2 separate regions of the Homo sapiens genome follow, and region 1 is linked to region 2. Evidence: read pairs that join two places in POLR2A ChIA-PET (ENCODE). Cell type or tissue: A673. All regions are shown on one strand. Links, peaks and the distances in the headings refer to the core of each region. The heading gives the core; the rest is flanking DNA. Region 1 overlaps LOC107987084 (a long non-coding RNA gene). Region 2 has its middle 330 kb from the start of LINC01507.

Region 1 (16,643 bases), core at 5,465-10,464, 780 kb after region 2:
GACCCTCTAATTGTGCATTTGTTTGCATCAGGAGGATGGAACAAGGAATAAGGATACATGACACAGAGGGAGAACTATTCGGAAGGAATGAAAGAATATTTGAAAAAACAGATATGAAAGTAAATCAGGTCTATGCATTCTGTCATTGTGCATGTTGGCCTGCTGACCCATCAATAATTATCCTTTAGTTATTCAGTAAGTGTTCTACTGTCTTGCTCTTGAGCAGGTCCCAAGCTAACCTTGAAGGACATATATGTTGGGTCTGCCACTGGAGAAAGTAAGACTCCACCAATGCAGAACTGAATTCAGCATTTCCCAGAGATGTTCTGGGGGTTGCTTGTCTCATTCAGTGTTTCGTGATAACATGATTGAAACATTTGGTATGTTAGGAAACCACTGCACACTCTATCCCTGTCTTGGTGATTCCTAAATAACTGGCACATTAAAGGCTTTGAGAAGCCCTCACATAAAAAGACTAGGGCTTTGTTTAATCCATCACTTCCCAAATTTACTTCAGTAAAAAAACATTTTATTTGTGTAACACATGTTCATATGTATCAGAATTAATGATCCATAGAATCTGCTGTGGGGGGAGCAGCCTTTGGGTCAGCTTCCTAGAACACTAACCCAGGCAGTGTGCAAGCATCCTTCCTCCCACCAAGTTTAGGGTCTTCATAAAGTGCTATCCCTGCCTGGCAGGATCTTGAACTAGAACTCATCCAAACACAGCATAACAGGGTGGCCTGTGATCCTCACCCACTTCTTACTCTTCTTTTTCTTAATAGGGAGAATTATCAGTGATGTCTCCATCAAACTCTCTCTCTTTTTCTTTCTCTCTCTCCTTCTCTCTCTCTTCAGCATTAAAAATTATCTATCCTCTTTTTCTCTTTTTACTGCTTAATTCTCCTTTATTAACTATTATGAAAAAGAAATAATAATGTAACTAAAATAATGTAGGTCATAACATCACCAAAGGGATAGAATACGGCAAAAGAAGCACATGAAATAAGTGCTATTGCAGTTGAGGTCACCGGTAACTGGCATTTCACAAAACACCAAGGCCTCACAGAAAATGTGAAGGGCTGGTAAAACTAAAATAAATGGAGGATATTAATGAACATCCTGGAAAACAAGGATGCCAACATTCTGAGCAAAGATGTATTAATATATAAATCATTTTTTTCCTCCTCTATTAGCAATGATTTTACCCTTATGGCTTTAAGTAACCAATTCAATATTTGAAATGCTTATATTTCCTAAACATATTTATACATGTCTATTCTATTAAAGTTTTCTTCTATATTAAATGTCAAAGAATAGTAGCATTCTCAAGTGGAGACATTTGCTTTAGCTAGGGTAATGACAAAACCTAGAGGGGAAAGTTGTCTCTTGCTTCTTCAGGCTTCTGAGGCAACAGAGGGACTGTTTTTATGTGCAAAACATAAAACCGTGAGCAAAAAATAGCAGAACTTAATATGGAATTTTGATATTTTGTGTCCTGCCACTAACTGGCCCATGACAGTGGCAGGCTCTTTTCATCTTTTTGGGTTTTTCTTTCCTCATCTGCAAAAGGAAGCAATAGTATCTAAACCAGGAGTCAGCAAACTGCAATCAGTGAGCCACATCCAGCCACTGACTATTTTTATAAATAAAGTTTTATTGGCACACAACCACACCCACTTGTTTATGTCTTGTCTACGGCTGGTTTTGTTCTATAATGGCAGAATTGAAGAGATATGAGTAGTTGTGACAGAGACTGTGTGGCCTGTAAAGCTTTAAATATTTACTGTGTGGCCCAGTACACAAAAGTTTGCTCAGTATGGTTTCTGCCAACTCTCACATCATATGATACAGAGTATTACCCTACAAGAGGCTTAATTGTTGTCATTGGAGTACAGGTGTTAAGAGTTGAGTAAATGGCCTCAGCAAACCACCCCAATTTAAATATTTCATGCACCCTTAGTTGATTGCTTTTGCCACCCACAGCATTTTGACAATGAACCACACACCAAATTGCTGCAACCAGTGCCAAGGAAACACAGTTTGAAAACAAAGCTTGCTTTCTGGTCCATGCCTTATGAAAATGTATGATGTGAATTGCTCTCAAATAAGGTGTGCGTTGTGCTGTGTCTCCGGCTTTGAATCCCAGAAACCACAACGTTCCTCAACTCAACCTCCTTCATAGAAGAGGGAGAGCTTGCCTTGCAAACCAGATGAACCAACTCTGACATTTTATTTATTTTTCTTTCTGGAAATGCTCACTCAAAGGGAAAAGTGTCCCCAAATTTTCTGCAGCTGCTGTCTGGATCATTTTTTAAAAATATACTCAAGGAAGCTGCCTGGGTGGCCATAGAGAATGATTGAATCAGCCTGAATTTCACATATTGAATGCTTTGAACAGGTCTCAGTGATCAGATTATCACAGGGTCCTGACCATGTCTAGTAACCCTTTCACAATTGACTCCCTACTATTGCCTAACATCTGCTACAATACCAAAGGGAATTTCCTGGATGATTCTCTCCCCCCTTAACATTTAATCCAATGCACTGAAAGACAAGCAACTATTCCAGGTTTAGCATCAGAGAAGAATTCATTTAGAAAAATGTCAAAAACATAAAAATTCAATCACCAAGTGATTATTAGACACTAAACCTCAAAGTCTCAAAGAGATTCTAAATTTCACAAGGGTGCAGTTTCTCATCTTTTATATGTTTTTAAGGGGAGGTGTGCATGTTCTGTCAAACAGTGGCATAACCAAGATACCAATTTTGAATAATTAATAATGGCACATAAAATACAAAAAATAACAACAGGTAAGAAAAGTCAATCATACTGGAAATTTGTAGCAGTTCAATAAAAAATGCTACTGGTGGATATTGAGACATGTTTATGAGTTCATTCCGACCAACAGCTGGCCCTGTTTATTCTCTTACATCATAGAAGACATTGGACACTGGGGACAAACCCTTACAGGGTTTGGGGTAGGACCATTTCTTCATATATATGTCACATTTCTATCTACTTTCTATGTTGAAATGTGATGCTGCAAGACAAATAAGCATTTTGGTAAGAAAACAGTTTGGAAAGTACTTGTTTGCTCCAAAATTCATGTTGAAACAATCTTGAATGCAATAGTAATAAGAAGTGGGGCCTTTATGAGGTGATTACGTCACAGGGGCTCCTCCCTCGTGAATGGGATAAATGCCCTTAAAAGGGAGGCTTCAAGCGGTATTCAGCCCTCTCTTTTGCCCTTCTGATCCTCCTGCCATGTGAAGATGCCTAGATGGCTCCATGTATAGGAAACAAGCTTTCATCAGACACCAAACTTGCAGGTGCCTTGATTTTGGACTTCCCAGCCTGTGGAACTTTGAGAAATAAATTTCTGTTGTTTATACATGACCCAGTCTCAGGTATTTTTATAATAGCAGCACAAACAAACTAAGACAGAAAGTTTGGGGTATTTAGCTGAACAGACTATGCTTCTTGCTCCCATGAGACTGAGCACTTTGTACACCTGTGCCCAGGAAGTGAATCCCTCCAATTCCTCTCTCGCAGAAGAAAAGAAGAAGAGAAGGAACAGGAGTGGGAATTTAAGAAAATAAATCACAAACCGCTTCAAATCTCTGCAAGCTCCACTTCCCACAGGAACATCCCCAGAATCTGAGGCTTTTCTTGTGTTGAGAAAGAGATGAGGGCAGGTCGTTGGGTTTCCCTGCAAGCATCCTTTTCCCACTTCCAGTGTAGGTACAGGGAAACTGACATTGACTAATGCAAATCAATATGCTTAAGTGGCATGAATACATTATTTCATATAATGCTTACAAAGCTGCAAAGTTGACATTATTATTTGATGATTATCCCTATTTCATAGGTGAGAAGATTTAGACTCAGACCAGGGAAACCGTCCACAGTAATATATTTAGCAATAGCAAACAAAAAAAAAATTGATTTGTTTAGTTCCAAAATTCTTGCCGGTCACATTACATCCCTCTATGAAGAGAAGTCCTCCTTTTCAGAGCCAAGCTTTCAAGCTCTCAAGATAAAACCATTACCACTCTCTTTTTTCCATAGAGAATGAGAGAACCCTCTGATGTGGAGTGAGCAGGACCTGAAATTACTTCCAGAACTATCCTTGGCACACACCACAAAGCCCCAAAGCTTTGACTTGTAAGTTTCTATAGTCTTGCTGGTCATGCCCTGGAATGACTCAGCAGGATCAAGACCAGTTACAAAATTTTACCACTTTTCTTTGTGCCCAGTCTAGAAAGATTTCTGAGAAGGGTTGTGATGTATCCCAAATGATATGCAGAAGTGTATGGGAGTGTAGGTGACTATGCTGCAGGTATGTTTTTTTGCCCAGTGTACACTTGTGAGGTCCTGGTCAACATAAAGAATAAAGACAGGTTGCCTCTTTGTTTTCACACTCGACTGTTCCCACTATGCTATGGCTAACTCTATGCTGCTCTCAAGGACACAGCTGTCTCTCCTCCATCATAATGTAAAGATAAAGCCCACATGGAACTCAGCAAGGCAGATACACCAAAGACAGGAAGAATCTGAAATTGTGAAAAGTTCAAATTTTATATGTAGAAGTATATATCTTACAATCCTATATAAAAGTTCATATATATATAGATAGATAGATAGATATAGATATACATAATTACTTGAAAGTATTGTACACCTGCATACACATATGTATTTGCATATATGTGCAGGCAAAGAAAGTACTGGAAAGTAGGCAGTTGAGATTTTCAAATGCTTTGAATGGCTATTTTAATGAAGAGCTAAGAATGATTTACAAAGTTTAGTTCTTCTAAAGTACTTGAAAGCAATTTCTTCTCAATGGTAGGTAAGGAATCCCTGTTTTTGATCTTGTTTCACTCACTTTTTTTTAGAAAACTTTAAATATAATATACATATAAATAAGATGATGCAGCATTTGTTTTTCTGTATCTGGCTTATTTCGCTTAGCATAATATCCTCTATGTCCACCCACTTTGTTGCAAATGACTGAATTTCCGTTCGTTTTAAGGCTGAATGGTATCCCATTGTGCATACAATGTTCACCAGAGGCTTGGGTAGGAGGAGGAAAGAAATAGATAGTTACTGGTCAAAGGATAAAAAATGTCAGAGAGACAGGAGGAATAAATTTGAGATCTATTGTACATCAGGATAACTATAGTCAAGAAAAAATAATGTACATAAAGGCATTTAGTCAAAAGTGGATTATCTAATTCCAGACTTGTGAGAACTTACAGAAATGAAGGCATATCTGAGAAAGTATTTGCAAATAACCACTACTTCACTATTCCAAAATTAATGTCCAAAAGGCCTCTCTGATTATCCAAATCCAGAGAAAATAAATTTTGAATACATAATACAAGGATATCCTTGTAAAAAGTGATGGCAGCTGCCCCTGCACAGAGAAATGGAGGGGCTTAGAGAGAGAATTACATATTTATATACTTTTGTGTCTGTTAAATTTTGAATCAGGTGTTTTCCCTATTCAAAAAAAATGGAAATTAACATCTTTTAAAATTACTATTCAGTGTTACTATTTTTACTTAATCTCTCTTTGACAAGCCATTTATCTTACATTTATTCTCCTCATGTATTTGCCATGACTTCCAAAATCTTCAAGAAATCTCATTGCTTCGTTTTTATCTCTGCACCATGTTCATTTCTCCTCACTCATATGTTGCACCAAAAATATTCTTCAGCACTTTTCATGTTTTTATGCTGCATGTCTACATTTGGATTATGGTTTTCCAGGGAGATTGCAAAGGGAGGTAATATGAGTGTTAGTTCTCATTGACAGCCTACGTTAGAATTTTAGCTCCTGCCTCTTACTAATTTTATATCCATGGTCACATAACTAAAAATCTCTAATACTCAGTTCCTTCATTTTGAAAAGAGGATAATAATAGTAATAATATCTTGTTGTGTTGTCAAAATATTAAATAGTACATGTAAAATACTTTGCCTAGTACTCTGTACACTGTATTCACTCAATAAATAATTATTTTTATGCCTTTGGGTGTAGTACACTCTGTAATTCTCACTTCAAATTCTTACATTTCAAGAAATCATGTTGTTAGTTTAAAAATTGGGTCTGACTGAAGCGAGTCATACAGGAGGCCAACACACATATTTAAAAAAAAAAAATCCCAGTATCACTGATCATTGAAGAAATGCAAATCAAAACCACAATGGGATACTATCTCACACTAGTCAGGACATCTATTATTAAAAAGTCAAAAAATAACCGATGCTGGCGAGGTTGTAGAGAAAAAGGAACACTTATAAATTGTGGGAGTGTAAATTACTTCAACCATTGTGGAAAGCATTGTGGCTATTCCTCAAAGTGCTAAAAACAGAACTACCATTTGACCCAGCAATCCTATTACTGGGTTTATACTCCCAAAATACAAATCATTCTACCATAAAGATGCATGCAGCACTATTCACAATAGCAAACGTGGAATCAAACTAAATGCCCATAAATGGCAGATTGGACAAAGTATATGCGGTACATATACACTATACACTACAGAATACAATGCGGCCTTTAAAATAACTAGATTATGTCCTTTGCAGGAACACAGATGGAGCTGTAGGCCATTATCTTTAGCAGCCTAACACAGAAACAGAACAGCAAATACTGCATGTTCTCACTGATAAGTGGGAGCTAAATGATAAGAACACATGGACACAAAGAGAGGAACAACAGACACTGGAGCCTACTTGAGGCTGGAGGGTGGGAGGAGGGAAAGGATCAGAAGAAGTAACTATTGGGTACTAGGCTTAGTACCTGGCTGATGAAGTAATCTGTACAACAAACCCCCATGATATGAATTTACTTATATAACAAACCTGCACATGTAGCCCTGAACCTAAAATAATTTTTTAAAATAAAAATTAAAAAGTCATATATAGGCCAGGCATGGTGGCTCATGCCTGTAATCCCAGCACTTTGGGAGGCCGAGGCGGGAGGATCACGAGGTCAGTTTGAGACCATTCTGGCTAACACGGTGAAACCCCGTCTCTACTAAAAATACAAAAAAGTAGCCAGGCGTGGTGGTGGGCACCTGTAGTCCCAGCTACTCGGGAGGCTGAGGCAGGAGAATGGCGTGAACCAGGGAGGCAGAGCTTGTAGTGAGTGAGCCGAGATCACGTCACTGCACTACGGCCTGGGTGACAGAGTGAGACTCCATCTCAAAAAAAAAAAGGTCGTATACAGACAGTGATGGGAATTGGAAAACATGGGCAAATGATAGTTGTCATCTAGAGATTACATTTCTTCTATTAATTCCCCCACAACAAAACAAAAAGGGAAACATGTAAAAACCAGATAAGAATATCCCCTTCTGCCTTGTTTTTTCTTGAGTTGCTTTCTTGATATGTTGCCAACCAGAGTATGGAATCTAGGTTCTGTCAGTTAGGCACTGTGTTCACCCTGAGTTTTCCTCCACGGTCTTTTGGTTTTGATCTTTGTTTCTCAGTGCTCCCAATTATTTAGAAATAATTCCCAGCCATAACCCAGCCTCCATCATTAGCCATTTGCCTGTCTGGCAAGACCTGCTCCAAAGAGGAAGTGAGTGGAAATGCTTTCATGGTTTGAGTCAGTAAACTTTTACTGAATGTCCAACACATGCTGAGTGGTATTCTCCAGCAGCATGGGGTGCACGCCTACATCCTAGACATAAAAGAAATAATAGATCTGGCTCCATTCCACTGTAGTCTTATATAAAGTCAAAATGAAATACAGAAAAGCAAACTTCATAATATACGTGGATGAACTTTGTCTTGTGCAACATTGGGTTGACATATACAAACTGGGCCAGGCTCTTGCTTTCTCCTCTTTCTCCTGTTTCTCAGCAAATGCTTGACCCATCATTTCTGATTGAAATATGTTTTTCTGGCAGGAAGATCATCTGGCACACATATTTTGACCAATTCTCAAATAAAATAAATGGGTTTGCCTCAACCTCATGTGTGGAACAGACCGTGGGTGGTCATTCTGAATTTGGACTCCAGGGCAGGAAACACCCAGCTTGTGCTTTTCAAAGTGCTAAGCAGTCAATTAACTAATTACACTCAGATATATTCTTTTAATCTCCATGGCAGGACAATTCAGCACTGCTAGATCCAAACTGTATTGCACCCAGATCTGGGAACGTGTGAAATGGCCATACATAAGAACATACATAAGGAACAAAAGAGAATTTTAAAATATATGGGCAATGAAGCATAATTGTGCCTCTTGTACCAGTCACAGATCCTGACCCTTATATCCGCATTCACTTCATAGACTCGCTAGTGATCTTGAATGCAGTCAAGAAAAAGCAAACATTTTACATCCCCTGATAGAAAGCAAAGGAACATCTTGTTCTGCTTGCTGAAACTTGGCTGTTATACCCAACAGTAAAATGTTCACAGGCGGACTGTGTAGGAAGAACACCTGAATTCTGGGGAAATGCATCATTCATCACTTTTTTGCTTTAAATACTCAGAAATATTTTTTCTATCATCTTGTGCCTTTTTATAGGCTGTTAATGATGGGAGAACCTGATTAAATGCAGGCAGGCTTTCACATTTAGAATGGATAAGAGAAAGGGAACGAATGCTAAACATGTGTCATGCACTACCAGCCAGGGCCCAGCTTTTTATTATGTTTTATAAACTTTCAGATTGACATTGAGTTGGAAGAGCATTCACATTTACATAAACGTGCCTTATTTTGCACACAATTGCTACCAATAATAAACAGTGAATGGTTGAACTAATTCCTTTACTCCTTGTGGAAAAGATTAACTTTCCTGCCATTTGTTTAATATTTGCTGGAAATTGGGAATTCCAAAGGTCATGAAGTACAATTTCCCAAATATTCAAAGCCCAGATGTCTATTAAAGAATGCAGAAGCCTTATAGATCAGGACATCTTCTTCCATGGGAGATGCTTTGGGAGTGTCAGGTTTGACGTTGTTTTAGCTATTCACATGGCCACAGAGTTCCCAAACGAGCACCAAGATGCCTGCAGCAGCCAACTCACAGAAGCACTGGAGGATATTTTCAATTTTGATATTTCAATTTCTTTGATATTTTCAAGGAAATTGAATTGAATTCAATTCAATTCAATTCAAACCCAGCAACAGCTGTCTAACACCACACAAACTAGTACTATTAAGTTGTTTGGACCTCACTATTAAAAACAATAATAATAACAGAATGGTCAGGCATTTCTTATGGGTTAGAAGTGCCATGAGAAAAACTACTGAGACATTAGGGTGTCAGGAAATCAGAAAGTTTGGGAACCTCTAACCTCTCATTTATATGAAGCCTAAATTCAAGAACATGAGCTTATATATGGTGTCTAACACATTCTATATGCCAGAAAGCATATTATGGGGAGTAGAGGAACCTTAATTTATATAACACTAATGAAAAAATATCACAGAATAGGGTCTCAGCTCTCTCTTGTTCTCTATGCTGATTGCTATTTCCAACATCCTAAGGATTCCCCTTGAAAGAATGACCAAACAGTTCTTGGCAGGGAGGAGCCATGGAATCTGGACTTTGTGTTGTTTGCTGTTTAACAGAGGGGGATTTGAAAATAGAAGTGAGATCACATCTGTTGCTCTCATTTCATCTTTTTTCTGTAATGCAATTCTTGAGGAGCTTGTGCAGTGCCTTTGAAACAACTTGCTCTAACAAGAATTGCGCGAGGCCGTGGATGCCAATAGTGTAACAAGGAAAATGTTCAGTGCAGCCCTCCAGAAGAGTTGAGGAGACTGGCAAGAACTATCAAGCTCTAGAGGGAAATGATCTGTTTAAGAAGCAAGGAATTTGGGGATTAGGAAACTTGTGGAAGTATGTATAATTATAGGGTATAATATGTAGATCTAGAATATCAGGACTCATGGCTAAAATAGAAAAGACTTTGGCCACAATCCTTTATGGATAGCTGATTGAATTGGGACACTAGGATGTAAACATTGTCAGTTTGTCAAGGAAGCGTAGGTAGGGGAAAAATACCTGTGGGCAGGGGCAAACATAATCTTCATGTGCCCATCGTGGAGTCTGTTGAAGGATTAACCTGCCTCTTTTGCCTTACAAGGGCGACTTAATGAGCCACTCATTCTTTATAGTTAATTCTACAACATCTTTGGAAAAGAAAAAATAATGTGACTAATTTCAACCTCGATCATACTCTTGTAGTTCTGTCCCAAAGACAAGAACTGAATAATAATATTCTAGCATCAAGACTGTTAAGGGAGAATCATACCAAGCATTGGGCATGTGACATCAATCTCTTTCTCTGGGCCCTTCTCTGCTGAACCTCTAAATGTGCCCCAGGTCCTATGACTCCCTTTGCTCCAGGGTCAACTTCTCTCTAGAAATTTCATTCATCTTTCCCTTATGGCTTTAAGGGATACTCATCTACTGCTAAAATATGTATTTATTTCTCTAACCCAGATCTCTTTCCTAGACTCCAAATTCATATATCCAATCATCTATTAAACTGTCTCTACCTGGATATCCAATAAATGTTCCAAACTCAACATATGAAAATAGACTTCTGGATTCTCCGATCCAAAACCTGCTCCTCTCCCAGTCAGTGTAAATGGCATTCCCACCACTCAGTTGTTCAAACCCAAAGCTTATTGATTTCTGTCATTCTTTTATTCCATAAGGCCATTCCACCCACAAATTCTTTTGATTCTTCTGCTTAAACCTCTCATAATCTCTCCACTTCTCTTCCTGCCATCTCCCACCAGCCATTATCTCTTTCCTGGCTCTATAGGCCTTGAAACTCATATCTCTTCCTCCATTCTGTCCTCCCCCATCCAATTTTCTACACATAATCTTTAAAACATAATTAATTTCATTTAACCTCTCTATGCAAATCCTGTGATGGCTTCCAAATGCATTAGAATGCAACTGGAACTCTGTAACCACAACTGAGGAGCCTATACGATTTATCTCTACCAACTATCCAGACCCATGTGTTATCAATCTCCCCTTCACTCTCCTTCAATCTCTTCAATGCCATGCTCATATATATCTTTTCTCTTTTCTTCAAAGACACCACCATGTTCCCTCCTTCAGGACTTTTAGTGCCTGCGTTATCTTCCTGAAATGCTTTGGCCTCAGTTCTTCACATGCCTGGCTCCTTCTTGCCACTTAGGTCTCATTTTAAATGTTATCCTTTTTTGTGTGGTCTTTTCTGTCCAACCAATTTCACAAATTTTTGTCACTTCCTATCATCGTCACAAAGCAATAATCACCACTTGAATACCTATTTATTTATTTATGTAGTTGGTATATTTATTATCTGTCTTACTCCTACTGAAATATAAGCTTCAGAATTATAGGAAATCATCTTCTCATTCAATACTCTATGACACAGCATGCTGCCCAGCAAATGGTAAATGCTCCGTACATATTTATTGAAAAATTTTAAACTAATGAATGGGTATTTCCAGCTAGCTCTCCCATTTTGTTGCTAGTTATGTATGTCTTCTACAGTGGTCACTTGTGGACATGATAACTAAAGCTCACTTCTCTTCAGACTTACACAAATAAGAATAACTACATAATAGAAAATGAGAAAAGAAAATTGAAAATGGTACTGCAATTCCAGCTTAAATTTAAATAGTTGGCTGTATTTTACCTGGCATGGTGGCTCACACCTGTAATCCCAGCACTTTGGTAGGCCAAGGCGGGTGGATCACCTGAGGTCAGAAGTTCAAGACCAGCCTGGCCAACATGGTGAAACCCTGACTCTACTAAAAATACAAAAATTTAGCCGGGCATGGTGGTCGGCGCCTGTAATCCCAGCTACTTGGCAGGCTGAGGCAGGAGAATTGCTTGAACCCTGGAGGCAGAGATTGCAGTGAGCCAAGATTGTGCCATTGCACTCCAGTCTGGAAAACAGAGTGAGACTTTGTCTCAAAAAAAATCAAGAAAAGTAAATACATAAATAGTTGGCAGTATTTTAATACTTCTAAAAACTTTTATATCTGATAAATGACTAAGACAAACATATTCAATTAAAAATGTATATTTCTTCAATTAGGAAACAGTTCTTACATATTTATTAGAAATTTTTCTAAACTAATTTCACAGGCTTTGATACAATACACAGAACTGGTTGTTTATTTTTATCTATATTTTAAAAGATTAACAGAATTAACTTAAACACATTTAAGTAGCTTCTATGTGCTACCCTCCTCAGGGTTGGGGATGTAAATAGTAGTATAGGATTGTGTTACGTCAAATTAAACTATTGTGTTTCTTAGACATTTTAAGAATGTTTATTGGGGCCAGGAATGGTGGCTCACACCTGTGATCACAGCACTTTTGGAGGCCGAGGCAGGTGAATCATTTAAGACCAGGAGTTGGAGACCAGCCTGACCAACATGGTGAAACCTCATCTCTACTAAAAACAAACAAAAATTAGCCAGGCATGGTAGTGCACTGCTATAATCCCAGGTACTTGGGAGGCTGAGGCAGGAGAATTATGTGAACCCATGAGGCGGAGGTTGCAGTGAGCCAAGATCACGTCACTGCGCTCCAGCCTGGGCGACACACCCAGACTCCGTCTCAAAAGAAAAAAAAAAAAGAATGTTTATTGGCATGTTTATTACTCTGCTTGAATAAAGTGTTACTTGATTCTTTTTTTTAATTACCTAAGTTAGGTTAAAATTTTTAACATATGTCTTTAAAGCTTTTACAATTAAGATATTTCAAGTGCATAACTCAAAAAGTTTATGAAATTTTTGGTTTGGGGTATGATTTTTTAAAAACCCTGCTTTTTTCAATTCCTAGAATGGTAATAAACAACTTATATCAATATTTAGCTTCAAGAGTGTCAAGCAGTCATAAATTCCCCCTTGCTTTCATTTTACTAGATATTTGCTGCCTAAATAGGTGATTTTCCAGCCCACTGAAGCCTATACATTTGAGCATTTCATAATTTTACTAATTGGTGTATAAAAAATTATGAAATTTATGATTTCCTTATTTATTCCCTCAAAGAAAGAACATGTATTTCTTATTCTCTGAGTTCTCAAAAGTAAGCATTTCCCTAAGTACTGCTGGTATTTTGCCCAAACCCTTAACTATTTCCTGTGGATTTGAAATGAGTTATCTGTTTAGTAAATGTCAATGTTTCTCAATTGAATGAGGCTAATCTTTGAACAGGACTCAAGAATGAGAGATTTGGCCTTTTCTGCCATCTCTACCACAGAGAAGTAGAAGGCAACCAAGATCTAAATGGAGGCGCAGGTGTAAATATCACACCCACTTACCTAGCAGACTTTACCCATACCTCCGATATAACTATGTCAATCATATAGGCGGCATTTACATGTCCACCTATGTCAATTATTTGCCAATCTCTTAATAGGTTCTGAATCTGGATAGGGCAGAGGAGTTTTACTGATTGAATGCTGTCAAAACCTATCATCCTGTTTATAGGCCTGGAACATTGAGAAATAGATAAGGAGTGAAATTGGGGGAGACAAAATAATGTTCAATGTTTGAGGTTTGTCCTTAAATGAGGCTAGGATATAAGGCTTTATACCTTAAGCTTTTGCAAGTATGGACCAAGAAAGTTCTTGATCTTGACATTTGCAGCATCTTATATTGTTCCATGCAGTCAGTTATTAAAATGGTGTGGTTTGCTTTTTAAGTGATATGGTTTAAAAGAACAGCTTTAGGACTGGTTTCAGCAAACAGTGGTCACATGTTATTTTGACTTTGGTGGATTACTGCAGGTCATCATGACTTTGTTCATACCAGTGGCTATTCATGGGCAGGTAAATGGCTGTTCTGATACAGCCTCAGGCTTCTTAGAAACACATACTGCTTACGGAAATATTTCATTATAGAAAAAAAGAGCTTTTAAAATTTTTAATGAGTTGGAATGTTTTCTTTCTGCAGTTTACTGTGTTTCTCAGCCAAATATGGGGTGTGTGGGAGACCGGGAACTTCAATCTTGAGAGAGCTGAGTGTTTTAATCATTATAAGGTCCTACTGATATTGTAGTCATAAATGGTTGAACTTCCAGTTTCAGCTACAATACTTCTAGTTTCAGCTCCAACATGTAAAGTACTTTGAAACTGTCACTCCCAACTTTACAACAAGGGAAAAAGCTTGACAAACTGAAAAATGACTTTTCTTGGATCTATCAGAGAATAGAAGTCTCAGAGTAGACCACCACTGTGAAATCTACAGAAACAGGCAAGATGAATAGTCACAGCCAAGAATTGTTTATCCAGAGCAGAACCTACTGGGCCATAAACTGGTAGGAACACTGAAATGGCAGTTTAGACAAATCGCTGGAGGCTGAGTGTGGACATCCTGGGAGCCATGGTCTTAGAGGATTCCTCACTTCTGTGGGTTTCACCTCCAGGAACCAAACCAGGTGCTCACCATGAAGAGTCAAAAAAGATTTCCTCTGCAACAGAGGGAAAAAGTAATCCTTGTGAAATATACCAAAGTGTTCTCCATAATAAAGTTCTACTTTATTGACCATGTCTTTTACTTTCTGTATTATGATGTGAGACATTTCTGGGCCTTGCTGACCCTGGAAGGGACTGCCCTCCCAGGGTTACCTGGTTCCTAGAGATAGTTAATAACTCATCTGAGCGTGTACTTTTCAATACAAGCCAACCAATCCAGAGCCCACACCCCAAATACCTGCTTTATCAGGTCTTATACTCTTTATCTATCTGCTCTAATCACCCTAAAGCCAGATATGAAACAACTAGGGACAGCCTCTATGCCCCAGAGCCCACTGAAATTATTCACGGTGGCCAACCCTAAACCTGCTTATCTTACCCCACTTATTTCTTCCTTCAGAAACCAAAATAAGGGTTGTTCCCATAGTTGCTCCCACTACTTCAGCCCATGATGGACCCCAGCATCTCCCCTTGTTGCCCGTGATGGGGTGGCATGTCTTCTCCTCTTGGGAACTGTGAGAATTCAATGACAATTGTCTCCTGATATGTTGGCCTAACTAGACCTCCAATTTTGTATTAGTATAATATATCTTAGAATACCTACTCTGTGTGGGAAAAATCTTTACCTGAGCCTTATCCCACTTACTTGGGAGAGAAATTAAGCAATGCTAGCCTTCCTGTTTCACATGAAGGGTGGGAAAATAAGGGGCATAAACCAAGAAACCTTTGCAAAAGTCATAGCCCAGGAACACAGGTCAACTAAAAGATTCAGATTTAGTCAGAATATGATAGAACATTTCCCCTCTCCAGCAATTTACCAGATCATCAACAGGGCTTCTGTGTGATAAGTGCATTACAGCTAAAAGAGCTTCAAGCTATAGATTCTACTTAAGGAAGAGTTTATAGGGAAATGCAAAGAAAACAGGGGAGACAAAATTAAAACTAGAGGAATTTGAAACCTCTCTTACCTTCAGCTGCAACAGAAATTAAACATAGTCCAAATCCTAGTTATACTAACATAAAACCCCACACTAAAGGCTGATTTACCTTAGTTCCTATTTCCCAACATAGCATGTCTGACTTTCAACAAAAAATTATATGGCATGCTAAAAGGCAAGAGAAAATACAGTCTGAAGACACAAAGCAAGCATTAGAACAAGAATAATGTCTTTTGAAATTATCAGACAGAGAATTTAAAAATAAATATAATTAATATATTAAGAGACCTAATGGAAAACTGAGGTAACATATAAGCCCATATAAGTAATGTAGGAAGACATACAGGAACTCAAGGAAAAATCAAAAGGAAAGGTAAAAATCAAAAACAATGTAAAAAAAATTTTGAATGACTTTCTTGGGTCACTCAGTAGATTGGACACAGCTGAGGAAAGAATCAGTGAGCTTAAAGATACATCAATAGAACTTCCAAAACTGAACAACAAAAAGAAGGATGAAAACAGGAAAAAAGAAAGCAATCCAGAACAGAACATCCAAGACATGGTGCAATTTCAAAAAGTATACATACACACGATGTGAATGCCAAAAGGAGAAGAAAGAGAGAAATATGTAGAAGAAATATTTGAAATAATAATGGCTGAGAACATTTGAAAACTAATAACAGACACCACACCACAGATCCAGGAATCTCAGAGAGCACCAAGGATAATTAATAGGAAAAAAAATGCATATTTAAACTGCAGAAAACAAAAGACTAAAAGAAAATCTTCGGCCAGGAATGATTGCTCATGCCTATAATCCCAGCACTTTGGGAGGACAAGGTGGACAAATCACTTGAGCCCAGGAGTTCTAGAACAAACTGGCCAACATGATGAAATCCCATCTCTACAAAAATTAGCCAGGCGGCCGGGCGCGGTGACTCAAACCTGTAATCCCAGCACTTTGGGAAGCCGAGGCGGGAGGATCATGAGGTCAGGAGTTTGAGACCAGCCTGGCCAGCATGGTGAAACCCCAAAATACAAAAATTAGCTGGGCATGGTGGTGTGCAACTATAATCCCAGCTACTGGGGAGGCTGAGGAAGGAGAATCGCTTGAACCCAGGAGGCAAAGGTTGCAGTGAGCTGAGATTGCACCACTGCACTCCAGCCTGGGTGACAGAGAGACTCCATCTCAAAATAAATAAATAAATAAAAAATAGCCAGGCATGATGGTGCA
Region 2 (16,643 bases), core at 6,823-11,822:
GCCATACTCCTTACTCTCTCAACCATGCTGCCCAGGAGTAAATTGCACCAGGTCAGGATTTCACAGGGTTTGAGGGATGATGAGAATCTGTCAGTAACTTAAAAGAAGGCTTGAAACAACAAAGTGAAATACAGTCTAACTGCAACAGTTGAATAAGACCCCAATTCTTAATCTTCCTGTCACAGAAGACAAGGAAGGATGGTCGGGATTAACACAGTTGGCAATCTCAGCAGCCCGCCATCAGCTGCACACTCCAAGAACACACAGAACAGCACTTAGTCCTACCCAAGCCATTGTGACTGACAAGAGAAGTGCTCTGTCTTCTGAGCATGCACAACACGGATGATTTTTCCACATGAATTATTCATTCAAAGCTTCCAACAAAAAAATTTCATTGCTTTTCATTCAGCAAGGGGGCTGTGAGGAGGGGGATTAGAAGTGTGGAGGTGATGGGAAGGAAGTTGACGTTACTTAACAGACAGAGGTGCTATAATAAAAAGCTTTAAGGCAACAGTTACTAAATAAAGGAAAGCCTACTCAAATATGCAATTTAAAAAGAATAGAAATTGATTGGTGAAAAAAAAGTCAGGGATCACAAATACAAGTTGGTTTAGTACCTAAGGTATGAGAAGAATGTAAAGAAGAAACAACTTTCTGAAGATAGTCATGGTTTCTTAAAAAGTCAAATAATTACTAAAGATTCAAATGAACTCTTTGATGAACACTGAATTGCATGCCGTAGTATCACTGGGAAATTTACTAGCCATAAGAAATCTCAGGCAGATGGTGTTTTAAAATTGTTTTCCTCCCAAAGGAAAGAGGCAATTCAGGAATTGTCTTTCAAGGATATCTTTAGGACACATAAATAAAACAGACAGTAAAACATAAATCAGAAAAATTAAGGGCTTATATGACATAGGGCTTAATATATCAAAATCTTACAAATCAGTCATAACACTTTAAACTTCTTAATTAAAATGGGGTAAGGATATTAACAAATAACTCACAAAAAGAGGATATCAATTGGTCAATAAAATTTTACATGAAAGAATTCCCAAAAGCAATAATCACAGAAATTCAAATGAAAAGAATAATTTCAGATACTACTTATTTAGGCAATTCAATTGGCTGTTTTTATTGTATTATTATTTATTTTAATTTTAGATTCAAAGGGTACATAGCAGGCTTGTTACATGGATATATTGCGTGATGCTGAGGTTTGGGCTTCTACTGATTCTATCTCCCAAGTAGTGAAAATAGTACCCAATAGGTAGTTTTTCAATCCTTGCTCTCCTTCCTTTCTGCCTTTTGGAACCCCCAATGTTTTATTGTTCCCATGTTTGTGACCATGTGTCCCCAATGTTTAGTTCCCACTTTAAGTGAGAACATGCAGTATTTTGTTTTCTGTTTCTGTGTTAATTTGCTCAGAATAATGGCCTCCAGCTGCATCCATGTTGCTGCAAAGGACATTATTTCATTCCTTTTTATGGTTGTGTAGTATTCCATGGTGTATATGTACCACATTTTCTTTATCAAATCTACCTTTGATGTACATCTAGGTTGATTCTATGTCTTTGCTTTTATGAATAGTGCTGTGATACATGTACAAGTGGTGGTGTCTTTTTGGTGGAATGATTTATTTTCCTTTGGGTATATATACAGTAAAGGGATTGCTGGGTTGAATGGTAGTTCTGATTTTAGTTTGTTGAGATAGTTCTATTTTTAGTTATTTGAGAAATCTCCAAACTGCTGTCCACAGGAGCTGAACTAATCTGCATTCACGCTGATACGGTTTGGCTCTGCATTCCCACCCAAATCTCATGTTAAATTTTAATTTCAATGTTCGGGGATGGACCTGGTGGGAGGTGATTGGATCATGGAGGCAGATTTCCCCCTTGCTGTTCTTGTGATAGTGAGTGAGTTCTCATGAGATCTGGTTGTTTAAAAGTATATAGCACCTCCCCTTTCACTCTGTCTCCTGCTGGCCATGTGAAGATATGCTTGCTTCCCCTTTGCCTTCCACCATGACTGTAAGTTTCCTGAGGCCTCCTAGCCATGCTTTGTGTACAGCCTGAAGAACTGTGAGCCAATTAAAGCTCATTTCTTTATAAATTACCCAGTCTCAGGTAGTTCTTCATAGAAATGTGAATGGACTAATATACCCATCAACAGTCTGTAAGTGTTCCCTTTCTTCCACAACCTCATGAACACCTGTTATTTTTCTTTTGACTTTTTAACAATAGCTTATATTAGCTGGTGTGAGATGGTATCTCATTATAGTTTTGATCTACATCTCTCTGATGATTAGTGACGTTGAGCATTTTTTCATGTTTGTAGGCCAGTTGCATGTCTTCTTTTGAGAAGTGTCTGTTTATGTTCTTTGCCTACTTTTTAATTAGGTTATTTGTTTGTTTCTTGTTGATTTAAGTTCCTTATAGGTTCTGGACAGTGTCGTTTGTCAGATGTATAGTTTGCAAGTATTTTCTTCTGTTTTGTAGGTTGTCTGTTTACTCTGTTAATAGCTTATTTTGCTATGCAAAAGCTCTTTAGTTTAATTAGGCCCCAATTGTAGTTTTATTTTTGTTGCATTTGCTTCTGAAGATGTAGTCATAAATTTTTTGCCTAGGCCAATGTCTAGAATAGTATTTCCTAGGTTTTCTTCTAGCATTTCTATTGTTTGAGGTCTTACACTTAAGTTTTTAATCTATCCTGAGTTAATTTTTATATATCATAAGAGGTGGGGGTCCAGTTTCATTTTTCTACATATGGTTAGCCAGTTTTCTTAGTACCACTTATTGAACAGGGTATCCATTCCCCATTGTTTATTTTTGTTAACTTTGTTGAATAGTGGTTGATGTAGGTGTGTGGCTTTATTTCAGGTGTTTCTATTTTGTTCCATTGGTCTATGTGTCTATTTTTGCGTCAATACAATGCTGTTTCAGTTAGTATAGCCTTGCAGTACAGTTTGAAGTCAGGTAATGTGATGCCTCCAGCTATCCTTTTTGCTTAGGATTGCCTTGGCTATTTGGTCTCTTTTTCAGTTCCATAAGAATGTTAGAATAGTGTTTTCCTGATTCTGTGAAGAATTAGGTTAGTAATTTGATAGGAATAGCATTGAATCTGTAGATTGATTTGGGCAGTATGGACATTTTAATGATACTGATTCTTCCAGTCCATGAGAATGGAAGGCTTTTCCATTTGTTTGTGTCATCTATGATTTCTTTCAACAGTGTTTTGTAGCTTTACTTGTAGAGATTTTTCATCTCATTGGTAAGAGGTATTCCTAGGTATTTTACCTTTTTTGTGGCAATTGTATATGTGATTGTACTGTTGACTTACTTCTCAGCTTGAACCTTATTGGTATATAGATATGCTGCCAATTTTTATACATTGATATTGTATCCTGAGACTTGCCAAAATTGTTTATCAGACCAGGACATCTTTTCGAAAATCTTTAGGTTTTTCTAGGTATAGAATCATATTTTCAGTGAGGCGAGATAATTTGACTTCCTCTTTTCCTATGTGGATGCCTTATATTTCTTTGTCTTGCCTGATTGCTCTGGTTAGGACTTCCAGTACTGTGTTGAATAAGAATATCGAGAATGGATATCCTTTGTTTCTTCCAGTTCTTAAGGAGAAAGCTTCCACTTTTTGCATATTTAGTATGATGTTGTCTGTGGGTTTGTCAGAGATTGTTTTGATTATATTGAGGTATGTTCCTTTGATGCCTAGTTTGTTGAGGGTTTTTATTGTAAAGGTATGTTGGATTTTATCCAAAGCTTTTCCATGTCTATTGAGATGATCATACATTTTTTTAAAAATTAGGTTTATGTGTTGAATCATATTTATGGATTCATGTACATTGAACCCTCCTTGCATCCCAAGATTCAAGCACACTTGATGGTGGTGAATTAACTTTTTGATGAGCTGCTGGATTTGGTTTGCTAATACTTTACTGAGGATTTTTGAGTTTATATTCATCAGGGATATTGACCTGTAGTTTTCTTTATTGGTTGTGTCTTTGCTAGAATTTGGTGTCAGGATGAAACTGGTTTTGTAGAAAGAGTTAGGGAAGAGTCCTTCCTCCTCAATTTTTTGGAATAGTTTCAGTAGGATTGGTACCAGTTCTTTGCACATCTGGTATATAGAATTTGGCTGTGAATCCATTTGGTCTGGGGATTTTTTTGGAGGGTAAGTTTTTTATTACTGATTCAATTTCTCATTATTAGTATTTTCAGGATTTCTGGTTCTTCCTGGTTCAATCTTTGGAGCTTGTATGTACCCAGGAATTTATCTATTTCTTCGAGATGTTTTAGTTTGTGCACATAGAGAAGTTCATAGTAATCTCCGAGGATCGTCTGTATTTTCCATGGGATCAACTGTAATGTCCCCTTTGTCAGTTCTGATTGTGCTTATTTAGTTCTTGTCTCATTTTTTCATTGTTAATCTAGCTAGAGTCTATCAATCTTGCTTATGTTTTCCAATAACCAAGTTTTTGTTTCGTAGTTCCTTTGTATGGATTTTTGAGTCTCAATATCATTAAGTTCTGCTCTGATTTTAGTTATTTCTTTTCTTCTGCTGGCTTTGGGATTAGTTTGTTTTTATTTTTCTAATTCCTTTAGGTGTGAGGTTAGGTTGATAATTTGAGATCTTTCTGTCCTCTTGATGTAGGCATTTAGCACTATAAACTTTCCTCTTAACACTGCTTTTGTCAAACGGCAATTTTTAAATGATACAAAATATTATCACTTTTTTTAAGGAAATGGACACTGTCACACATTATAGGCAAAAGTGAAATGAGCATATATTTCTGGAGATAATTTTGATAATAGCTGTATTAAAATTAAGAGAATTATATACACTTGCATTCAGCAATTTATGTGTAGGAATTTACTCGAGGAACTAATGAAAATAGTATGCAAATACTTGTGATTTATTGACTAGCATGCAATGAACATCTTTACTTGCAAGAACAAGGTTAGTACTGAACTTACCACTACACTGTGAAGTAGATATTATTTTAATCCTCATTTGACAAGAGGAGGGAACAGAACATCTTAGACACTAATTAATTTGCTCAAAGTAACCTACCTTGTAAGATATGAGTGAGAATGAATTAGAACTGATGTCTGCCTGCAGAGCCTGTGTTCTATTGTTTGAAGCAGAGCAGAAGCTTTCTTCAAAAATCTTCCACTTAACTGGTTTACCAGATTAATGGACAATCTTCATTCCCTCTGCAAAGCACACAGATGAATGCTCCCTGTATGCTGTGTGTCTGTCACTGGTTGGCATTCCTCTGATGAGCCCAAACTCTCTTGCTTCTCCAGCTGAGTCTGAGTTCTATGCTTACCAATAGCCGGTTGTGCTTCTCCCCATGCATTTATCGCAGGTATAATTATCACTATCGTTATTTAGTTTAATTAAATATTGTATAAATTCTTCGCCCCAGGTGAGTGTGAAAAGACAAGAGTTTTTGTTCCTATGAAAACTAAGTTAAATACTTTAAACAGATTCATACATTTAAACTGCTAAGAAAGAAAAAAAATAACTGTTGCTTTGAATTAAGTGGAAACAAGGCAGCTGTAAAATATTAAGATTTTATTAACTCAATATTAATCATTTTATAAGTAGTGACTTCATATTGTTTTAAAATTCCTACTCCTACTAATAAATAGCAAATACTTATGGAGCACTGTGGTAGGCAGAACAATGCCTCCTGAGAAGTGCCGACCTCCTAATTCCCAGGACCTGTGAATATGTTAAGGTGCATGGTAAAAGGAGAATTAAGGAGCTAATAGCTAACTATAAAAAAGGGAGATTATCCTGGCTTATCTGGGTGGGCCCAATGTAATTAGAAGGGTCCTTAAAAGTGGAAGAGGGAGACAGAAAAAGAGAGAGTTAAAAAATGTGATGACAGGTGCAAGTTCAGAAGTGTACTACCTAAGGACTGAAGCTGCACTGATGGCTTCGAAGGGGCAAGAAGGGGCCACAAGCCAAGGAGTGCAGACAACCCCTAGTGGCTGGGAAAATCAAGGAGATGTGATAACAGATTTCCAAAACATACAAAGAACTCTTAAGACTCAACAATTAAAAAAATGAACAACTCAGTTAAAAAATGGGCAAAAGTCCTGAACAGACATCTCTCCACAGAAGATATACAGATGACAACTAAATGGAAAGATGCTCACCATCATATGTAATTGGGGAATTGGAAATTAAAACAATAGTTAGATACTTCAACGTATCTACTCAGAATGGCTAAAACACATAATATTGACGAAATCAAATGATGACGAGGATATGGAGCAATAGGAACAGGAATTCATTGCTAATGGGAATGCAAAATGTTGCAGCAGTTTTTGGTGACTATTTCCTACAAAACCAAACATACTCTTACCATAGGATCCAGCAATTGCACTTGTTGGTGCTTATCCAAAGGAGCTGAAAACTTATGTCCACACGAAACTTATACATGTATGTTTGTAGCAACCTTATTCATAATTGCCACAACTTGGAAGGAACCAAGATGTCCTTCAACTGATAAATGGATAAATAAACTGTGGTACATTCATAGAATGAAATATTATTCAGTACTAAAAAGAAATGAGTTATCAAGCCATGAAACAACACGAAAGAAACTTAAATGCACATCACTAAGTGAAATAAGCTAGTCTGAATAAGATTCATACTATATTATTTCAACAATATGACACCCTGGAGAAGGCAAAACTATGGTTAGAGTAAAAACATCAGTGGTTGTTCAGGGTTAGGAGGAAGGGATAGATAAACAGGCAGAGCAGAGAGGATTTTTAGGGTAGTGAAACAACTTGGTGTGATAGCTATATGTCATCATACAACTGCCAAAATCCATAGAATATACATCACCAAGAGTGACCCTTAAAGTAAACTATGGACTTTGGGTGATATGGATGTGTCTAGGTAGGTTCATCAGTTGTAACAAATGTTCCAGTCTGGTGCTAGATATGGATGGTCAGGGAGGCTGTTTGAGGTAGAGTAAGGGGGTGCAGGCTGGGGCTATATGAGAACTTTGTACTTTCTACTCAATTTTTCTGTGAACCTAAAACTGCTTTAAAAATACTATATATATATAATTATATATAATATATTATATATAATTATATATATATATACACACACACACACACACACACACATATGTAATATTATTAGGAGACCTATTCTCTTAATATCTTACACAAGGTTCCCTGGAGTACTTGCCCCTTTAATGCATAAGTAAAAAGATCACAATTTATCATTTTTCTTCTGCCCTTCCTCATCAGCATCCTCCATGCATTGAAAAAATTTTAAACTTCAGTCTTTATGATCAGTTTTGCCCATCAATGACTGAGAATTAAATAAACGACCTTTGGGTTTTCATATCCCATTGCTGAAGTGTTTCTTGTTTTGTTCTTAGAATACATTTTCAGGTTTTTAACATGGCCTGTAAAAGCCTCTGTGATCTAGCACCCGTCTGCCTCTCTTGCCTCTTGCCCCTCCTCACTTTCATTCTTTGTGCTCTAACTTAAAAAATAAATGATTCTGTTATTTGAGAATGCTACTTTTATTTTATGTTTACCCCACCCGGGCTTATGCACTTGCTGTTCCCTCTTTCGGAACTATTCCCTCCCTCAGCAATTTGTTTTGCTTTGTTTTCTCAACTTCAAATGGAGCTGGTATCTGTCCAGTGTATTTCCCAGGCTATTGAGAGGTTTAAAAGTCAAATACATGATTACAGATTCTCTGGGGGGGAAAAAAGGTGCTAATTTAAAAAACTAATTGTAGACTTTAGCCCTGGAAACCCAACTTACTCCATGGGAACAGGAAAGTCACCCTGAAGCAGTTGCACCATCCAAATAGGAAACACCACTAGGAAGAATTAAGTGAAAGAGGAAACTAAGGGTAGTCAGCATGGGAGTGGTGATAAACAACATAGACTCTGGGCAGGTGCACTTAGGTCCAAATCATAACTCTTTGTGAACATTTGACATTTGACAATTAACCTCTTTAAGTCCTAGTTTCCTCCCTTGTAAAATGGGGAATATGACAGTCTCCTACATGTTAGGGTTTTGGTAAAGATTATGAGAATAAGCATTAAATGCTAATTCAATATTATGTGCATTATTACTATTATTATTATGAATTCTATTTTGCATATATTGAATTTAAGTGCCAGTAGGATATCCAGTGTGCAAGATGAAGCTGAGTATTTGCCTCTGAATTTCAGGAGCAAGATACGGGTGGGTAATTTGTACTTGTGAGTCATCAACGTATACATAGAACTTGAAATCCTGGGCATCAAAAAGATGACCTGAAGAGAGTGTGAAGACTGAAAAAGAGGTGTGGACCTTAACATCTAGGTGATGGAATTGAAAACAAGGCCGAGAAAATGTGACCTTTGGAAAAAAATCAGGAGTCTGAGATGTCACAGAAGTCAATGCATTTTATATTTGAAGAAGACAGATAGTTAATTTGGAGAAATCAGTAATTTAGTGACTCACCTCCACATTCTGGATCTGCCATGCATGTGAATAAAATTATGCCTGGGGAAAATGACAAATGGTTACATATTACGGACCTCGAAGAGTTTCTGGCAAAGTCAAATCTGTGAATAACCCATCTGTGAAAATCAAGAGTCTCATGAACTTTTGGGACCCCTGATATGATCTGTATGTCTCCTGAAACACAGCACTTAGTCATTTTTGTAGGACAACACTGTTCATGACATCACTGATAATAAAACTATCCAGGCATTAAAAATAAATTAAAAATATGGAATTTTTCTTGACTATTGGTTCCCTCAGCAGTAAAATATACACTTTGAGTTACATAGAGTTGTGGATGGTTTAATTAAAAGCTACCACTCCATGAATATTAGAGAGATAAGAAAACTGCAGCCAGGGGTAAGGTGCCTTATCTGAAAATGCGAACATAACAAAGTGGTAATGTTATCTTTTGAATTGGATTTTTAAATAGAGTAGCTGTAATGCCCCATAAAGCAACACTCCTAATTTGTAATGTAAAATTGTACCCCTCCTTTGCATCCCTTTGCTGGGTTCTAGTTCTGGCTGATAAAAGAGGACATGAAACTTGAAATAAGATCTTTGCATAACAAACACCTATGATTCATACCTGATGTGCAGAAAATGGCCATCTGCTAACAAGCACATGTGAGCAGCCTGGCTATTTGCTGAAATCTCATGGGTGGACCTAGGTTTAATCATACATGGAAGAGCAAAGTGTTTCTGTTCCCAAAGGAATCACCAGTCTCCATGGGCTAATGCGGAAGATGCTGGCAATAATGTAGTTACTGATAATTGCCATTTTACAGAGCTTGGATGGGTGGGGTCATTCAATTAGAAACGCCATGCTGTTTCCAATTCACCTGGTTGGGATCAAAAGGTGCTTTAGCTTGAAGTGAAATGAGAAAGAGAAAACCAGTCTCTCACCCCTCCTGGGCCACTAACCCTGCTTTCCTAGGCTTGCAGTGTTTTGAAAGCTGCTCTGTCTGGCCCTTGAAATTGCATTCAAATCCTTCTCTGAAAGTCCTCAGACAGTAACCAATCTCATATGGTGAGGGCAGCTTGAGACTGAAAAAGGAACATATAACTCTGATGGGTCTATTGAATATACTAGAAGGCATCTTAAAGTGAAATAATACAACTGGTTTCAAAAGCTACACTTCCCCCCCAAAAGTCAGCAAGGGTAAATTGGATGGGAATGCGTAAAAATTGAGTTCCTTGGGCTTTTTTCTGTGACTTGGTATCAGTAAATTTTCCTCAATCTCTTTTTATTTCCTGGCTTGCTAGCCTCCCATTCATGTGCTACAGTAGAATGTAAACAGCTGGTTCATTTGCAATCCATTATGACATTTATAATACTGCCATCCTCATAAAGACAAGGATTATTGTTAGGGATATGCTATTTCTAGAGTCTAACGACTTGTTATCTGACAGAGCGTGTATCCGGATTTTAAACTTATAATTAATCACAGTTTGGTCCACTTGAAACTGACCCAAAAAACACAAACATGAGAAGCTTTTTCATTGCTTATAAGAATAACAATTGAAACATGACTAATTTCTTGAAACAAACCCGCTCCTTTTGTCTCTTTGGGGTGAAAATATTATTTTTAGCCAGTTCCTAGATTTACACGAGCTGTACATTTTGACTCTGACACTTCCCTCCTGGTATTTATACTTTTTATTCATAAACTTGGACATTGACAAGGTATTGTAAATAGTCTTTCAAGGATTCCTATTTTAGGACTGGTGCACTAAAGAGGGAAAGATCAGTTGCCTCCACTGCTTTAAACCTTAATAGGTTTAAACCTCAGTCAGGGGAGAGAGAAAAAAAAGTATGTCTTTTTAACTAATATCCATGTCATCTTCTTAATCATGCTGATTCTGAATAATTCAGCCTCTATGGAAGTTGCAGAGCCAGAATCTATAGCTCTGTCTCTCTCAGGGGTGGTGGAGGGAGGAGTTTATTATTAACAAGTTTGACAGGAGAGAGCTCTGGCAGGTTAATTGCTACAGCAGGACTAGCTGGGAGTTTGCTGGTGATATATAGCGACGAAAGCGAGTGAAGGAGATTGACTATGCCTGTTACAGAACAAATATCTTCATGCACCTCAGGTTTCTCAGAAAGATATGAGAAATAAATGTTCGCTGTTCATTTTCTGTCTGCACAATAAAAATAGCCTCCAGCTAAACATGGCGACTACAGCACAGAGACTTAAAAAAAAAAAAGGAAATTTGCAAATTAACATTATTACAAACATTCCTGCCTGAAAGTGCTGAAAATCAATTTCAATATATTTTGCATTTTAATGAATTGCCAAAGAGATAAATCAGACAGTGTTTGAGGAATGCTTGCTTGGCAATGATGTTTTCTTATCGCATCTTGTCTTAACTGATAGCATTTAAAATGAAACCAGTGTTAATTGAAGGCGTGGGAAATGTAACTGCTAGTTAATGAAGTAAATGCATGCTAGTTATGCAGAATTAGAAATCTGCTTTAATGTACTAACTCTAACATTGTCTCCCTGTTCTGTAGCCTCCTCATTCCAAGGCAGTAATACTCAGTATTATAAATGGTTGAAAGGCAGAGCCCACGCTAGAGCTAAGGGCCATTGTGTTTTAATCCCCCAGTGGAAACAGGATGCAAATACTGTTGTTTTTACTTTACACAGTAAACAACAAATTTCAACTCCTGAGCCTTTGGGGAGCTTTAGGGGGAAGGCCGAGTCTCCCACTTCTTTTCTTCAAAGAAAATAAACAACATAACTTTTCAATCTAACATCTGTTTGCACTGTTTAAAATTAGGCAGCTGAAAGAGGATGTCAGTTTGCTAATGTTACCGAGGTTGTAGCTTTCTCCATGTCTTATCCATCCATGCTCAGCACATAGTATGTGCTCATTCAAATTTTACTAAATGAATGGAAGGATGGATAATTGTCCTCTTTTGATCTCCATGTCTCTAAACAACAGAGAAATCATTATATTTCCTAATCTGTATGTCTATGTGTTTAACACAACAAATAATAAACTAACACTTTCTAATAGCATGTAGAGAATATACGTGCATTTTTTTTCTTTATCTTCTGCAAGGATATAATCCTTCTGCAACTTCACATTGTTCCTTCTAATTGCTTTTCGCTATCCATTAGTTTTCTTCCTTTCTTTCTTTCTTTTAATTGTGTAAAAATAAATAAGGCAAACTATTTTTGGGGAAATAATTTCTTGAAAAGTAACAAATGACTCATCATTTGGCAAACTAAAATTAGGCAGCAACAAGGATGGGAATTTATATTTTCTTCTGCACCATAGAGTGTTTTAAGTCTGGAGGTGACTGAGGGGTTCTTTACGTTCTATCAATGAGACAGAAAGGCTTACCTTGTAAAACCATTTGGCCAATGCAAGATTTGTTCTCCGTAATGCAATTCTTAGGAGGGCTTTTTTTCCTTAAATTTTAAATTTTATCACCAGTGTGTCAAAAAACTAAACATCATTTTGCAATTGTGAGGAATTCGTCATTAAATAACTGTGTAATAGTTAAGGGAAAAAAAGTTCCCAATGCATAGAAAATATGACCATTAGATATTAATCATGGAAAATTTGGAAGATGTGATTAATATTCGAACAAAATAATATATGGCATAGAAGCAAGTCTCTCCTACTGTTAAAATTAAAGCCCTATTTACTAATATGTTTAATATGTTAACATCCTGTCACCCTGATTGTCTCATTCAGCCTTGGATACAGCTAAATATAAACCCCTCACACAACCAGATTTTATATACATCATATATAAAACATGGAATTGCTTAATAAACATGGTGTGTTAAGGTGATGAATTCTTACAGTAAACCCAAGGGTAAAGAGCCTTTAAAAATTAATCTAATTTCTCCTGAAACACTTTTCTACAGAGATTATGAAATGGCTTGTAACCAAGCTGGCTTTGAAAAACTATCAGTAACAGCTATTTTTTCCTGATCATTTAAAATGCCAATTGTAGGTATCAGAGGGGTAATTGACCTGGCCTGTACTGGAAACCTTATTGCATAAAAGGCTTGGGACATTTTTCCTTTTATTGATTTCATTTAACTTAATATAAACAACATTTTAAAGTAGCTAGCAAAAATGAATGATTAACCAAATTTCAAATTGACCCAGAAACTCACATCTGTCTGAAGAAATGCAATACACATAGTATTTTAGTCATAAAATGAAAACATGAAGCAATGCAATGTCTATTTTTAAAATGAAACAAAGTTGCAGTTTTAGTTTTGTTAAATAATATTTTCAAACTAGCTGCTTCCCTTTCCACCCTCCACTAAATCTTCTTCAAAAACCGTATCTGGGAACTTTCTATTGTAGAATGTTTTTTAAAACTTCTTTAGGTAAGGGCTGTATAATGCATATGATGCATTTGAAGAATACTAAAAAAAGAAAATAAATGGCCTTTTTCAAAGATGGTAGATATTAATATAATTAGTATTTCCTTGGGGTCAAATATTTCCTGTCCCTACCCCCATTTTATAATTTATAATCCTGTTATGTTATTTATAATATAAGTAATACTGTTAGTGGTGTCTGTTGGTGTTGTTTTTTAACTTTAACTTAAAAAATTAAACTTACCAGGATTTCCAAAGGAAAGACTTGAAATTTACATGCAATTCAGCCAAGCATTTTTTTTTTTTTTCTTGAGATGGGGTCTCACTCTGTCATCCAGACTGGAGTGCAGTGGTACTATCTTGGCTCATTGGCAACCTCCGCCTCCCACGCTCAAGTGATTCTCTTGTCTCAGCCTCCTGAGTAGCTGAGATTACAGGTGCACACCACTACCACCCGGCTAATTTTTGTATTTTTAGTAGAGACGGGGTTTCACCATGCTGGCTGGGCTGGTCTTGAACTCCTGATCTCAAATGATCCACCCTCCTCGGCCTCCCAAAGTGCTGGGATTATAGGCATGAGCCACTGTGCCTGGCCCTAGCCATGTTTTTAAGATTGTTTTCCAGAATGGATGATGACAGGTCTTACTAAAATATCATGGCTATAATACTAAATGGCAAAGGGACATCTGTTCTGGGTCCTCTGGGTGGTACTCATATTGCAGGAAAGAGAACAGTGAATCAAGTACAATCAAAAACCCATCTCTCCTATAAAATGATGGAATCTTTAGATTCCCTGAAAACAGAAATATTTACACACAGCAATTAATTAAACAAGCAGCAGAGATTATTTAAAAAGCTCACGTGAACTAAGCAAATATATTTTAGCACAATATAGTTAATATCTCTAAGCATGGCTCCAAAATTCTTTCTTCTTCTTGGCATTTGGCCAGTGGTAGTTTGAAAGAGTGTCTCCAATTTTTCCATCCTTTCTGCATCTACACCTTGACCATGGTTTCATTATGGATGGGCTGACTTTCCCTATCTTTGAATTTGGGTCATTTGACCTGGACTGGCTAATGGCACATAGGCAGATGTGACGGTATGCCAGTTCTAAGTCTAAGTCTTAAGAGGTCCCATGTATCTACTTGCATTTCTTTGTTTTTTCTCTTAAGTAGAGACAGGGTCTCACTATGTTGCCCAGGCTGGTCTCAAACTCCTGGGCTCAGGCAATTCTCCTGCTTTGTCCTCCCAAAGTGCTTGGATTATAGGCATGAGCCCCCATGCCCAGCCTCTACTTGCTTTCTTGACATCAGACATCACCCTGAGAAGAACTAACTGTGGCTTACTTGCTGGTCCAAGGACATAAAACACACCTGTTGCAGACCTGAACCCGAAGGCCTGCAGTACAAAGCACAACAGCACCATCTGTTCTGTTAATCCATGCAAGTCTGGTGTGTAAACCAATCATTTTTTCAATGTTTGTTACACAGCATTATTATATTACTTTTAATGGCAAAAACTGCAATTACTTTTACACCAATCTAATAGCAATTTTTGACTGATACAAGGACTTTGACCAAAGCTTGTTTTGAAATAGTTGTTTACAAAATGTTAGAAGTTAACTATGTTGTCATTGTTTTCAGTTTAATATTAAATATGTATTCTGGGCTGTGTAATATTTTCAGTTTCTAAGTTACATAGGTGGGATGGTTACAGGTTTTATAGTTTGTGCCAATTTTCTTTTCTTTTCTTTTCTTTTTAAGATGGAGTCTCGCTGTGTTGCCCAGGTTGGAATGCAGTGGCGCAATCTTGGCTCACTGCAAACTCCACCTCCCAGGTTCAAGCGACTCTCCTGCCTCAGCCTCCCGAGTAGCTGGGACTACAGGTGCAGCACCATGCTTGCCTAATTTTTGTATTTTTGGTAGAGACGGGGTTTCTCCATGTTGGCCAGGCTGGTCTTGAACTCCTGAGCTCAGGTGATCTGCCCACCTTGGCCTCCCAATGTGTTGGGATTACAGGTGTGAGCCACCACACCTGGCCCTAATTTTCATTGTTAATGGAAGAAAGAAGCATAAAACTCTAGGAGTAAGAAGACTTTGATTAGCAATGACTTCCACAGGAATACATTGTACATATTTTCAGATACCTGTCAGAGTATTAATACTGGGTCTGATTGATCTCTTGGACCATCACATCCAGAGCTGCATTTCATCAGTGGTGTGAGCTAGCCTCATAACCCAGAGGTCAAATGATGAAGATATCACTGGCTAATTCTGCTTTGAAAAAGTATACATAAGTACAGGGCATTAGACTGGGAGGTGGGAGGTCTGGGACCTAACCTTCTTTATGCCACCAATGTCCTGTTACCCATAGGACAAGCCTCTTAGTAACTACTTGAGTCATAGATCTCATAAGACTATAAAGTTTTGCAATTTTCTAATTCTAGTTGTCTCACTTAGCTCTGTCAATTCACAGTAATATCAGAAAATGAAATTCTGACAATATCATTGTTAATAACATAAGTATGGGAGAAACCAAAGAGAGGTCTACAGACACTTTTGTGGCTACTCAAGTATCTCTCCAATAAAATTGATTTAAGAAAGGACATGTGCAAAAAGTGAAAAGACATCCAGGTAACAAAAGGGAAATGGTACTAATACAGCAAAAATTCAAAATAAGATAAAACATGTAAAATGCTAAATTAAAATATGAGTTATGATGAGAATGAGAAAAACATTGATGGCATTGGCTGACTGATTGGCATTACCTAAACCCAGACAAATGGAGTCCCTTCTATGAGCCCTGTGCTTTAGAGGATCCCACTCCGGTCTGGCCTTGGTTACTCCCCTCCTGTTTGAATGAGGAGATCAGGGATCTAGATCACATGCCCACATGGACCAGATCCTATGTATCTAAACCATGATCTAGGTAGCTTGGGACCCTGAAACTTCCTGCCAAAGCTTCAAGTCTGCTTTGAGTACCTGCACAGGCCTCTCCCCTAACTCTGTCCTCCCAAGGACAGGTGGTCAACACATAGCTGTTTGTAGGGAATGAAACATAGCCTGTATGTGTGAGCTGAAATATGCTTGATAGTGTTCAATATGGAGTCAGGGGTGGGAAGAGGAGTAGGGTGGGCCTACTGCTGGCTTTACTGGTATGTAACCTGTGTAATCATACAGGCATCCACACAGAGAAGGACTTCAGACTTAGTTTAGTACTCTGTTATTGCTATCTTGCTATTCTTAATAATTTCATCCTTGAACTTGTTCTTCACACATCAAATCTAGTGAGAAAACTAAGCGTGCACATGAATAGAGGAAGTACATGACATGTGGACATCCACTGCCATTCTTTACCACTGCATTTGCATACGCCGTCACAGTGCCTCATTGGCATGGAATCTAGTAGACCCACAGTGAACAGGACTTCAGTGAGACTCGAAGCAATACAAGTATACATGTTAGGTCTATGTCTAAGTGGGATTGCTAACAGCCCTGATAGGCTAAGCTTTTCATCTGAAGCAGAACTTGCTTTAAATGTGGAGAGAGTGCAATTGCATTCTAAGAAACACAAATTATCAAAGAACTCTAGCATATTCTTTATTGTGCATGTTAATTCTCTTTATTAGCCAATCATTTACAATGAAAATGATGACATAGAAGGAATGAGAAAGATAGGACAATTCATAGTTCCTTTTCCTTTTAGTACTTCCTGACTTATCAATAAG

The links. Peaks named below come from ENCODE experiments on the same cell type or tissue, not always from the same donor. Only the 100,000 strongest peaks of a DNase experiment are listed, where the experiment ranks them.
Region 1: POLR2A ChIA-PET joins it to region 2 with 7 read pairs; 1 of 35 experiments calls an interaction of 5 or more read pairs at or near these places.

The regions. Positions count from the first base shown.
Region 1 is chr9:80,924,718-80,941,360 of GRCh38, forward strand. It overlaps LOC107987084 (a long non-coding RNA gene), which reads left to right. Exons shown (of 3, transcript XR_001746764.2): 3 at 4,073-4,161. Among named protein-coding and RNA genes, the nearest start is that of TLE1, 760 kb to the right of the region's middle. In A673, for the core only: no CTCF peak of the experiment used is centred there; a DNase peak (open chromatin) is centred at 7,664; H3K27me3 peaks cover 803 bases.
Region 2 is chr9:80,147,811-80,164,453 of GRCh38, forward strand. No RefSeq gene overlaps it. Among named protein-coding and RNA genes, the nearest start is that of LINC01507, 330 kb to the left of the region's middle. RefSeq lists an enhancer at 9,122-9,623. In A673, for the core only: no CTCF peak of the experiment used is centred there; a DNase peak (open chromatin) is centred at 9,851; H3K27me3 peaks cover 617 bases.